Linked DNA regions of Homo sapiens: region 2 is linked to region 1. Evidence: chromatin loops called from intact Hi-C (ENCODE). Cell type or tissue: natural killer cell. All regions are shown on one strand. Each heading gives the region's core, and the rest is flanking DNA. Links, peaks and the distances in the headings are about the cores only.

What was found. Peaks named below come from ENCODE experiments on the same cell type or tissue, not always from the same donor. Only the 100,000 strongest peaks of a DNase experiment are listed, where the experiment ranks them.
Region 2: a loop joins it to region 1, with 8 times the contacts of the local background. A loop is called at or near these places in 19 of 110 quality-filtered maps.

Annotation. Positions count from the first base shown.
Region 1 is chr1:92,001,917-92,006,916 of GRCh38, reverse strand. BRDT (bromodomain testis associated) reads right to left here. Exons shown (of 19, transcript NM_207189.4): 16 at 4,768-4,868; 17 at 2,298-2,503; 18 at 1,618-1,798. Among named protein-coding and RNA genes, the nearest start is that of EPHX4, 26 kb to the left of the region's middle. In natural killer cell, for the core only: no CTCF peak of the experiment used is centred there; no DNase peak of the experiment used is centred there.
Region 2 is chr1:92,619,149-92,627,790 of GRCh38, reverse strand. EVI5 (ecotropic viral integration site 5) reads left to right here. Exons shown (of 20, transcript NM_001350197.2): 15 at 1,857-1,997; 16 at 3,457-3,615. Among named protein-coding and RNA genes, the nearest start is that of GFI1, 140 kb to the right of the region's middle. In natural killer cell, for the core only: CTCF peaks have their summits at 4,221 and 4,424 (motif pointing right); a DNase peak (open chromatin) is centred at 4,420.

The DNA.
Region 1 (5,000 bases), core at 1-5,000:
ACTCGGGAGGCTGAGGCATGAGAATCGCTTGAACCCAGGAGGCAGAGGTCGCAGTGAGCCAAGATTGCACTACTGCACTCCAGCCTGGGCGACAAGAGCAAAATTCTGTCTCAAAAAAATAAAATAAAATAAAAATAAAAATAAAAAACAGGCTGGGCATGGTGGCTCACATCTGTAATCCCAGCACTTTGGGAGGCCGAGGCAGGCGATTGCCTAAGGTCAGGAGTTTGAGACCAGCCTGCCTAACATGGTGAAACCCCATTTCTATTAAAAATACAAAACATTAGCCAGGCATGGTGGCGTGCGCCTGTAATCCCAGCTACTGGGGACGCTGAGGCAGAAGAATCGCTTGAACCCAGGAGGTGGAGGTTGCAGTGAGCCGAGATCACACCACTGCACTCCAGCTTGGGCAACAAAAGCGAAACTTCATCTCGATAAAAACAAACAAACAAACAAACAAACAAACAAAAGCAAGCTCCCATTACATGTTGCCTACAAGAAACTCACTTTAAATAATTAAAAAAAAAACACAAGATAGGTTAAAAGTAAAACGATGGAAAGAATTTTACTGTGCCAACGCTAGTCATAAAAAGGTGAAGTGCCTATTTTAAATTTCAGTGTAATTTTCAGAGTAATTCTTACCAGAAGTAAAGATCATTTCATAATGAACAAGAAGATAAACCAACTTGGCCTGATTAACACCCTATCCAACAGCAATAAAATACACATTCTTCATGTGCACACAGAATATTTACCAAAGTAGACCATAAGCCAGGCCATAAAATAAGTCTCAATAAATTTCAAACAATTCAGTCAGATATGTGTACGACCACAATGGAATTAAATTAGAAATCACTAACAGAAATCACTAGAATCAGAAAATTCCCAAATATCTGGAAACTAAACACTTCTGAAATAATCCATGAATAAAAGAAGGAATCAACTGTAGCTTTTAAAATATTATTTTCTGCATATTAGGACTCCTAAGTGAAAGTCAGCTTCTTAATCTAGCAGTCAACCGAAGAAATGCTGACCAGGAACAGATGGCACATCTTCTGGCCACAATTCATAGGTGGTTTACAGATTTTTAAACAGTAACAATAGTAAGTGATAAATCACTTCACCTAGTGCTAGGCATTTTCCTATGTGCTTAATACATGCTCATTCATTTCACCTTCACAATAGGTATTATTATTCCCACTTTAGGGAGTTAGATAATTGCCGAGGTCTAAGAGTCTAGTAAATAGGCAGACCATCTTTTTTTGTTTGTTTGAGAGCACCATGTTGCTCTGTCACCCACACTGGAGTGTAGTGGTGTGATCATAGCTCCCTGCAGCCTCTAACTCCTGGCCTCAAAAGATCCTCCCGCCTCCAAAATCATCATTTTAACTCAGGTAGTCTAGTACTTCCAGGATCAATACTCTATTATTGCATTGCCTCCTTTGGCTATGAATTTTTTTATTTTAAGCTTTAATTTTAGAACCTGATCCTCACTAAAGAGGTAAGTCCACTGTCACTGAAAAATTACCCCAAATGCATCCTTGAACATACAAAAGACAGTGCTCTGTTAAATCTTTCCCTTGTTAAATTAGATTTAGTAAACTAAAATTCACTTACTGCTTCTCTCCTCCTCCTCTCTTGTTCTTTCTGCCTTGCTAAATCACGGTCTTTGAGAAGCCAGAGTTTGGATTTATCTTGAGCTTCTGATGACTGCTGATGTTCTTTCTGCTCTTCTCCAGAGCACTTGTTTTGTATTTTATTTGAAAAAGATTCTACAGTCAATCCATTCCCAAGATCCCTTAAAGAAAAAAAGTATAGCTCAAAGTAGGTTTCAAGTTCCTTAAAAGTATTACAAAAATGTTATTAAATGACAAATATAAAGCCATATATTAAGACAACCATGTTCATGTTATAACATTATTTTAAGCTTTATTTTTGATGCATCAAATTACACATAGGCTAATCCATATTAACAAATAAATGGTTTTGGAAAACTGTGGCCAAGATGAACCACTATCTTCTAACACATAGACCAGAAAAACTTTAAGACATTTCTGTAAAATAATGACTATATAATTTAGTAATTAGTATCTTTAGTAGCTTAATCCCTTGATTATTTGTCTTCAAAAGAGATATCATCACTTAGAAAAAGTATCAAATGTACTTTTTGCAATTACAATTTGCTCTGTGTTCTACTAAACAGTTGAATCATAGTCACTTAACAAATAAGAAATTTAATGTATTTAAAATACATTCTATATCTCCCAAACCCTCCTTTAATCCAGTAAATTACAGACCTCTGATTTTCTTGAGATGCTTTTAGTTCCTTTGTATTTTGTTCCAAATGCTTCCGTATGAGTTCCTGTGTCCGAGCTTTTACTTCCTTTTCTATGGCTGCTTTTCTAAATTGGTTGAAGAGCTCATCTGAGGATTTCATTACACCTGATGGTTTCACTGGTTTGCCTAAACTTTTCCATGAATCTGCATTCTTAATCTTTATATCCTAAAACAAATATTTGGTTCAGTCTATGTCTACAGATGTTAACCAAATTTTGGAAGGAAGAAAACATTTTTTGATGATACAGCAATAGATCTAATTAAGATTCTAAAGGGCTTCATGTACTTTTACTAAAGTAAAAGGTTACTAAAGTCAAAGGTTACTAAAGTTAGAAAAAAAATACAAAAACATAATAGATCATCTAAACTCAATTATTAATCTGAGACCACATTAAAGTAGCACACTTGCCAATTATTTTAAGACATATATATTAACTGCATAATTTGCAGAAAGCATAAAAATAAATAAATCCCTCAGTGTAATCAAGATACTTATTATCCTATAGGGAAAATAAAGAAAATGCTCAAAGGATTAATAAGAGGCAAAGTAAGATTGTACCCTAAAAATGCCATGGAGTTTGTTGAGAGTCCTCTGACATGGATATATTTTTCCTTTTGGTGGTTAAGAAGAAAAAACTTAAGTGATGTGACTGCTCTTCTTAAACAAGATACACCATGGTTGAGGTTAGTGCTGCCCACCAGAAATATATGTAATTTAATGTTTTCTAATAGCCACGTTTTAAAAATTTAAGTAAATTTAATATATTTATTTAACCAAATATACCCAAAGCATTATTTCAACAGGTAATCAATATAAAAGACATAAAGTATTTTTTCATACTAAGTCATCCCAATTTACATTTGTAGGACATTTCAACTTCAAATGCTAAATTCCTACTAGAAACAATTGATCTATAATTAGATTTCATAAAATTCACAGTTGAAAAACTAGTTATGTATAGTCAAACTGTTCCAAACACATCTAAGTCTTCCGAAACTGAATTGTGTCCATTTTAAATTTTAATTAAAAGACAAATTTTAAAACTTAGCTCCTTTAGCTACATGTCAAGGGCTCAATTAGCCACATGTGACCAGAGGCTACCATATTAGATAAGCACAAGTCTAGATGGCCCTTTCTACAGTTAAACCTGTCCATCTATAATACGGAAAGAGGGCTGTGCAATACTAAAACATCTTCTGCTGAATTTCTAAAAATAATTATCTCCTTAATAATTATGCTTGATTGCACTTTTGATGTATTTCCATGAAATATGAGGAGAAAACTTGTCTAGGGCCCCATATAAGGCAAAAGAAAATGTATGACTAGATATATTTATAGGCCTTTTATTTCTATCCTGAAGTAATAAAAGGAGTCAAAACATCCCTCCCTGTCCCCAACACAATGACCTTTACCAATCACCAATGATTAGCCAGTTGTGCTTTCCTGTAAGTTGTCAATAAAACCTGTTTTTGTCTCTACCTATGGAATGGGCTAATTACTAGTTCTATGACTCACTCAACTAAAGCATCTCACCTTCCACCTTCTCACCTTTAGATTTGTCCTCTAAAGTACTTGCAAGGAAAAGGTAAGAAGTAGAGGGTAATGGAACAGAGGGATGGAGGGGGATAGAGAAAAAATATATAAAAATATTCCTTTCATAGTTTCTGAAAACACCTTGAACAGTACCTTATGTATCTTAATGTATCCCAATCATCTAGAATATTTGTTGAAAGAATGATATCAGTATATAATTTGAAGATTAAGTAGACATTAAGACTCCATTAGGAAATCCCTTGGATTTCTTAGATATCCCTAGAATAGATTCTAAAAGATGGTTTTATGACATGCTTTAAAATTGAGATCACTGGCAAATATCAACATTATAGAACTTTCAATTAAACACAAACAAAAGGGCCAAGCATGGTGGCTCATGCCTGTAATCCCAACACTTTGAGAGGCCAGGTGGGTGGATCACCTAAGATCAGGAGTTTGAGACCAACCTGGCCAACGTGGCAAAACACTGTCTCCTCCAATAAAAATACAAAAAATTAGCTGGGCATGGTGGTACACACCTGTAATCCCAGCTACTTGGGAGGCTGAGGCATGAGAATCGCTTGAATCTGGGAGGCAGAGGTTGCAGTGAGCCGAGATCGTGCCACGGCACTCCAGCCTAGGCGACAGAGTGAGACTCCATCTCAAAAAAAAACAACAACAAAAAAACACAAACAAGAGGACCAATGATAGGTAGGTATGTGGGTAGGGGAAGGATGTTGCTCAGAAGTACTTTTTCAAAAAATTACGTAGGCAAAAATTAGGCTTAGAGATCCAACATTTCATTTAAGTCAGGGCTTTTAAATACCTCTTGTACCACTTCCAAACCCAATTTCAAATCCCTTCAAGATTTGTTAGAAAAAAAAAATTACTTTTACCTTCTGTACAGGAGCTTGACATTCAGATTCTAACATCGTTGTGTCACTATCACCAGATGGATGCATCACAGTTATGCCATTTGAGAGCTGTTCAGAATCACCTGGATGCACACATTTTTAGAATAGTATAATTAAAATATTTCATCCTACTTACCCAGAATTTGATTTTATTTTTCCTTCCAGGTCAGACACTATGAAAACAAAGAGACTAATTTTTTGATGCATCATTTAAC
Region 2 (8,642 bases), core at 2,171-7,170, 620 kb before region 1:
ATACTAAACATCACTAATGATCAGGGAAATGCAAATCAAAACCACAATGTAATACCATCTTACTTCCACAAGATTAGCCATAATCAAAAAATCAAAAAACAGTAGATGTTGGCGTGGATGCAATGAACAGGGAACACTTCTGCACTGCTAGTGGGAATGTAAACTAGTACTGCCACTATGGAAAACAGTGTGGAGATTCCTTAAAGAACTAAAAGTAGAAGTACCATTTGATCCAGCAATCCCACTACTGGGTATCTGTCTACCCAGAGGGAAGAAAAGGTCATTATTTGAAAAAGATACTTGCACACGCATGTTTATAGCAGCACAATTCACAATTGCAAAATCGTGGAACCAACTCAAATGCCCATCAATCAACAAGTGGATAAAGAAACTGTGGTGTATATATGTATATATATGATGGAATACTACTTAGCCATAAAAAGGAACGAATTAACAGCATTTGCAGTGTCCTGGATGAGATTGGAGACTATTATTCTAAGTGAAGTAACTCAGGAATGGAAAACCAAGCATCGTATGTTCTCACTGATATGTGGGAGCTAAGCTAGGAGGATGCAAAGGCATAAGAATAATTCAGTGGACTTTGAGGACTTGTGGGGAAGAGTGGGAGGGGAGTGAGGGATAGAAGACTACAAATAAGGTGCAGTGTATACTGCTTGGGTGATGGGTACACCAAAATCTCACAAATCACCACTAAAGAACTTACTCATGTAACCAAATACCACCTGTACCCCAATAACTTACGGAAAAATATAAATAAACCTTGTATCCATGAATCAAGTTAATTTCAGTCATTTCATTTGAATCAATTGGTAAATTGTTTAATTTGTATTAATTTCTTGACTGTTGATGTAAATAGTGACTAATACACAGAGATTTGATGCCTCTCAAAAATAACATGCTGAGGAAATACAACAAAAACAGATTTTGGACTACTATTTTCTATGAATATTTAAAAAGTAAATGATGTTCATGCTTTATCTGGAGTCCTGATCAGAAGTTAGTAAGTTTATTGCCATATTGAAAAAAATTTTAATCCTGTTGCTCCGTAACTCTGATTAGTATTTTATTAACAAATCAGAGTTAGATTTCTGTGTTCTCAAAATTAAGTGCAGTTCCCCTCATACATTGCTAGTGAAAATGAAAAGCAGTACAGCTGCTTTGGAAAAGTTTGGCAGTTTCTTAAAAGTTAAACATAGAACAATTACCATCTGAGCCAGCAGTTCTACTCCTAAGTATATCTTAAGAACATGGAAAGCCTAAGTCTACACAAAAACTTTTGCACCAATGTTCATAGCAACATTATAATAGTCAAAAAGTGGAAACAACCCAAATTTCTATTAACTGATGAATAAATAGATTAAATGTGGTATATCTATACAGTGGAATATCATTTGGCATAAAAAAAAGATTGAACCTTGAAAACATTGTTCTAAGTGAAGTAAGGTTGTCACAGAAAGCTATAAATACATATGATTCCACTTATAAGAAATGTCCAGGTAGACAAACTCATGGAAACAAAAAGTAGATTGGTGGTTGCCAGGGGATGGGGAAGTGGGGAATGTAGAATGACTGGTGATGAGTATAGGTTTTCTTTTTTGCATGATAAAAATATTCTGAAATTAGGTCATGGTGATGTTTAAACAACCCTGTAAATACTCTAAAAACCACTGGCTCTTGTGTATTTTAAAAGGGTGAGTTTCATAGTTTGTGAATTATATTTCAGTATAGCTGTATAAAATTAAATACATTTAAGTGTGGAACACAATAGCTGTTGTGTGTGCTGTATTTTATTCCTTAAATTTAAAAATCCCAAATTAAATTTTCTTCTTCTTTAGAGGAATAACTCCCTTCCTGATGAGAATAATATTGCAAGGCTTCAGGAAGAACTCATTGCTGTGAAACTTAGAGAAGCAGAAGCCATTATGGGTTTGAAAGAACTTAGACAGCAAGTCAAGGATTTAGAGGAACACTGGCAGGTATATTAATATATTTTGTGTGCTTTTTTAAAAGAGAGTAAAACCGAAATATCCAATTTGTAAGAGTTTGAAGTACCTGATGACCTATAGTAGATGAGTTTAAAGTGAGAGAGACCCTGTTTAATGTCAAAATTGAGAGTATTTATAAACTGAAAGTGCACTTAAGCTGTTTCTCCCTCTTTAATTCTTATAATAAAATAAAAGATACAGTAGACATCAGATAATATTTTTGTCATTGTACCATTGTGCCTTGTGTAACTTTTTCTGCAAACTGTGAAAGTGTTCTATATAATACATATTTTGTCTTAAACTTTGATATTAAGTCCATTGTTGGTTAGTGTGAAACACCAGAAGGGTGACAACATTATAAATTTAATGTATAAATTAGTAACTTAGTTACCTCACCAGATAAATGACATTTATCTGGTATGTGACCACAAATTTATTCATGTATGAGGGAAATGTTGACAAGGAACAAAATACATATTCTATATAAGGACCGAAATTAGGCCTTGACATTGTCATGCCTTTTTTTAAAACATGTTTTGACAAAGTATCAGATTGCAATAAACTTGAAATTTTAAAACAAAAAAGACAAAACTTGTCTTTTATCACAGATATTTTGAGAAACACTGCCCTTAACTTCTAACATTCCTTCCTTAATGGCCCCATTTTTTTTCTAATGTATTGGGATTTCATTGAAGATAATATGAAAAATCTCTCATTAAAAAAATTACAGTGAAAATTGTAATCTTTTCAAGAATTAATCCTCAGTATATAGAGAAAAAATTTGAACTGTATTTGAGTTTATATCCCAGATCTGCACTGGCTGTGTGTGATCCTCCTAAAGTTACTTAATCACAGTGTTCATTTTCTTACCTGTGAAAAGCCAAAAATGTTTCCACACACATTGCCAAATGTCCCCTGGCGGGGCAAAATTGCCCCAGTTGGGAACCAATAATGGCAATAATGTGAATGATGCTTCCTAAAGTTGTTTAATATGGTGACCCTAGGCAGTGAATTCTAAAATTGCCTGTCTTTCTTCTCAGGTCTCTCTTTTCTCCAATAAATTCTTTTTTTTTTTTTTTTTTTTTTTTTTTTTTTGAAGTAGAGACTAGAGACAGGGTTTCAACATGTTGGCCAGGCTGATCTCAAACTCCTGACCTCAGGTGATCTGCCCGCCTTGGCCTCCCAAAGTGCTGGGATTACAGGTGTGAGAGCCACTGCGCCTGGCCAATAAATTCTATCTTAAATATACTTAAGATCTGCAAAGGTCTTTTTATGAAACCCTTTTATTCAGATGATAATAGTGCCTGATTAATAGGATTTTCTAGGGATTAAATAAAATAATGTGTGGAAAGTGTTTTATATATCACAGGCCTGAAATAAGCGCTCAGTAATATTAGCTCTTATTTTGATACTGAGAGTATTTGTTGCAATATAATTTTTTATGCTTTAGCGCCACTTAGCTCGTACTACTGGGAGATGGAAAGACCCACCCAAGAAAAATGCTATGAATGAGTTACAAGATGAACTGATGACCATTCGACTTAGAGAAGCTGAAACACAAGCAGAAATAAGAGAAATAAAACAAAGGATGATGGAAATGGAAACACAGGTATGATGGGAAAGCCCAGTATCTTTAAAAAGTATCATTAGCTGATCAAGGGTTTGTGCACAGATTGTATCATCCCTAGAACAGAGATAAAAGGTAAAGATATGAAGCTGTATAGACCGCAGTTTTCTAGCCCAAATGAAGATGGCAAAAAATTATTATATTGGATTTCAGAGATTTAATCCTTCTTTGACCCATTCAACAAAGTTCAAGGAAGTCAAATTTTATTTGACTTTTTTGGGTAAAACTCATAGCATTGCCCTGTTGCATGACTTGAGAAGGAACACCATGCAGAGCAAAATTTCTCAACCTCAACACTTTTAACATTTTTGGCTAGAAGATACTTTGTTTTACGGAGCTGGTCCATGCGTTGTAGATGTTTAGCAGCATCCCTGGCCTCTACCCACTAGATGCCAGTAACGGCTCTCCTACCTCAGGTTGCGATGACCAAAAATGTTTCTGCACACATTGCCAAATGTCCCCTGGGGGACAAAATTGCCCCAATTGGGAACCACAGATGTATACTATAATGTGAATGATGCTTCCTAAAGTTGTTTAATGTGGTGACCCTGGGCAGTGAATTCAAAATTGCCCTTCTTTCTTCTCAGGTCTCTCTTTTCTCCAATAAATTCTATCTTAAATATACTTAAGATCTGCAAAGGTCTTTTTATGAAACCCATTTGCATGGTAAAGGCACATTTGGTTTTCATGTGGTACATTTGTTTGGACCATATTCTTATACTCTGTGAATGTTGTTTTTTGGCTTTTAAAGTATTTATTCAGTCAGTAGGGGGCATACTTAACTCATACATCATTCTGTATTCCAGTGCAAAATGATCATAATCTCAAACATGGTAACATGAATATGTAATTTCTTCAGAATAAATATATCTTGTTTTACATTGTTCAAAGTTATTTTCTTATATTTTTCTTGTATTATTCTATATAAAATACTTTCCACACGTTATTTTATTCAGTATAATTAAAATAGGAAGAGGTACTATTGAGATTATGAATAGTAGAAATCTTAAGTTTTACAATGGGAAGTTTTATTTTTGTAATCAGATTTTATTTTAGTATAGATACTAAAGATGAAAACACAGCTTTTAAGCCATTGTTGAGGATTTATTTCACAGTGGGTAGAGGTGAATAAATCAAATCCAGTAGACATGATTTTGAGAACTTGTGAAACACAAAGCACTGTCTCAGCCATTAAAGGACTTACACTTGAGAAATCAGGTATGCATAGACTATATTTAATATAATTCAGAAATTTGGTAAGTAGAGAGTTAGATAGGAATTGCTACGGAGACTAGGCGGGGAAAATTAATTTCAACTAGGTGGTTTGGAGAAAGATTTCCTAAGGAATTTGTATTGTGCTTAATACCATTGCTGACTAATAAGTGTGATTTTGGATGGATTTTGCTGGAAGCAGGATGGTAATAGGCACTGGTTCCTAAATGCCAGTATTTGGACTGGTGGTAATCCATGAAATTTTTACATTGATAAATGAAAAATAAATAAATAAAAATAGTATAGGGTAATGGTGGTGGTGTGTAGTAATCTAAAGATTATTGTATCAAACACCCATGTATTTAGATTAAGAAATTTGTCCATGTTTATACATGTAACTCCAGTTCTGTCATTTTAAGGACTTTTAGAAAAGTCTGTCAGTGACTATACCTCAATTTATTGATCCACTCTCCTTTTTGCTCTTGCAAACAGTGCTACTCTGAACATTCTTGCTTATGTTTCCTTGTGTATATCTTCAAGAGTTTCTTAAGTACAAAGGTTCTTACCGTTTTTGTGTTTGTGTCTGCTATCAACACTGTTGGCAGTCTGGAACCTGTGGACCCCTTCTTAAAATAATATTTTTTAATGCGTAAAACCAAGTACAAAGGATTGCAAAGGAAGCCACTTCTACTGAGGTACAGTTATCAAAATACTAAAAACATGTTTGTGCTGTAGATCACATAGAGATACAACACATTCCCATTGCTAGATTCAGGTTTTTAATATTTTAGATTTAGATTTCTTTTTTTTTTTAATTTTTATTTTTTAGACGGAGCCTTGCTTTGTCGCCCAGGCTGGAGTGCAGTGGCCAGATCTCAGCTCAGTGCAACCTCTGCCTCCCGGGTTCAAGCTATTCTCCTCCTCAGCCTCCCAAGTAGCTGGGATTACAGGCGCCCACTACCACGCCTGGCTAATTTTTGTATTTTTGGTAGAGACGGGGTTTCACCATGTTGGCCAGGCTAGTCTTGAACTCCTGACCTTGTGATCCACCCACCTTGGCCTCCCAAAGTGCTGGGATTACAGGCGTGAGCCACCGTGCCCTGCCTTGATTTAGATTTCTTAAGATAAATTGTACTACATTTTTTCCCATCTTAATTTCAGTTTATGTGTTTATATCTCTGATAAACAACATATAGATGGGTACTTTTTAAAATGCAGTCTGATAAATGATTGTTCAACTCTCAATAGGCTAAAAACCACTGAATATATGTACACTTGAGGGAGGTCAATTTTATAATGTGTGAACTGTATCTCAATAAAGCTATAAAAACTGGCTGGGTGCAGTAGCTCACGCATGTAATCCCAACATTTTGGGAGGCCAAGGCAGGTGGATCACCTGAGATCAGGAGTTTGAGACCAGCCTGGCCAACACGGTGAAACCCCATCTCTACTAAAAATACAAAAAAATTATCCAGGTGTGGTGGCACATGCCTGTAGTCCCAGCTATTCGGGAGGCTGAGGCAGGAGAATCGGTTGAACCCGGTAGGTGGAGGTTGCAGCAGTGAGCCAAGATCACGCCACTGCACTCCAGCCTGGGTGACGGAGCAAGACTCCATCTCAAAGAAAAACAAAAAACTAAAAACAATTTAGTCTCATAGTTTCTTTTGCTGTCAAGTTTGGTCTCAGTTTTGTAATTTTACTTGGATTGATATCTGTCACCTTGCTAGCTATTTTGTTTATTCCATCTGTTCTTTGTTTCTTTGTTTCTTTTTTTCTACCTTCTCTTGGATTTATTAGATATTTATTGTGATTCCATTTTTATCTTCACATTTGACTTATTTATTTATACATCTTTCAAGAGTTTTTTTAGTGGTTGTTCCAGGTTTTACAATAAATAGAGTTTACCTTCAAATAATAAATTATAAATAATAATAAATGAATAAATAACTATACACTTCATGTGTAATCTAAGGCTCTTACAACAGTGTGTTTTCAAATCTTTCTACCTCTTTTGTGAAATTGTCATACATTTTACATATTGTCCAAATATATATGCTACTAATTTTGCATTAAAGTTTTCTTTCATAGAAATTGAAAAACTTTTAATGAAATGTGTTTTTCCTTCAAGATATTCTGTTTCAGCACTCTTTCTTTGTGCAGATCCATGTTTCTGTCTGGTATCTTATCTTTTCTGCTTTAAGAAGTTCTTTTATCATTTCCTTTAGTGCTGGTTTTTGTTTGATAAAATGTTTATTTCTTCAATTTTAAAAGATATATTTGCAGGATATTGAATTCTGCCTTGACAGTTTTTTTCTTTTAACACTTTAAATCACTCTGCTATCTTCTTGTCAGAAACCATGCCAGCCAGGATTCTGTTGTAATTCTTATTTTTGTTCCTCAACATGTAATGTATTTTTTCCTCTGGTTGCCTTCAAGCTTTTCTCTTTGTTTGTAGCAGGTCGAATATGATATACCCAGATCTGGGTTTTTTTTTCTCTCTTTTTTTTTTTTCTCTGAGTTTCTTTGATTTATAGATTTGTGTATGCCACAAATTTTGGAAACTTCTTGGTTGTTATTTCTTTCTTTTTTTTTTTTTTTTGAGATGGAGTTTCACTCTTGTTGCCCAGGCTGGAGTGCAATGGTGTGATCTCAGCTCACCACAACCTCAGCCACCTGGGTTCAAGCCATGATCCCCTGCCTCAGCCTCCTAAGTAACTGGGATTACAGGCATGTGCCACCACACCTGGCTAATTTTGTATTCTTAGTAGAGACGGGGTTTCTCCATGTTGGTCAGGCTGTTCTCAAACTTCCGACTTCAGGTGATCCGCCCGTCTCGGCCTCCCAAAGTTCTAGGATTATAGGCGTGAGCCAGCACGCCCGGCCCTTGGTTGTTATTTCTTCAAGTATTTCTTCTCATGCTCCCTTCTTGAGGGGTTTCAATTATACATGTGTTAGATTGTTCAAGGTTGTCTAACAACTCTTGGTTGCTCTGTTCGTTTTGCCCCTATCATTTTTCTCTGTGTTTTCAGTTTCCATTGACTAAAACATTTTTACCGACAAATTATTAAGTTCACTCATTCTTTCCATTGCTTTGTCAAGTTGTTTGATGAGCCAACTGAAGGTATTCTTTACGTCTGTTACTGTTTTTCATTTCTAGCTTTTCTTTAACAAAAAAAAAATTTTTTTTTTTTCAAAGAGAAAAGGTCTCACTGTGTTGCCCAGGTCTCGAACTCCTGAGCCCAAGTGATCCTCCCATCTCAGCCTCCCCAAAGTGCTAGGATTACAGTCACGAGCCACTGTGCCCAGCTCATCTCTAGCTTTTCTTTTTGACTCATAGTTTTCATTTTTCTGCTATTACCTATCTAATTTTATGTTTTTCACCTTTCCCTTAGAGCCTTTAGCATATTAATCACAGTTATTTTAAATTCTCTGTCAGATGTTGTATTAGTCAGGGTTCTCTAGAGGGGCAGAACTAATAGGATATATATATATATATATATGGGAGTTTATTTCAAGTATTAACTTACATGATCACAAGGTCCCACAATAGGCTGCCTACAAGCTGAGGAGCAAGAAGTGCCAGTCAAAGTCCCAAAACGGAAGAGCTTGAAGTCCAGTGTTCAAGGACAGGAAGCATCCAGGATGGGGGAAAGATATAGGCTGGGCCAGTCTCTCCTTTTCACATTTTTCTGCCTGCTTTATATTCACTGGCAGCTGATTAGATTGTGCCCATCAGCTAAGGGTGGATCTGCCTACCCCAGCCCACTGACTCAAATGTTAATCTCTTTTGGCAACAC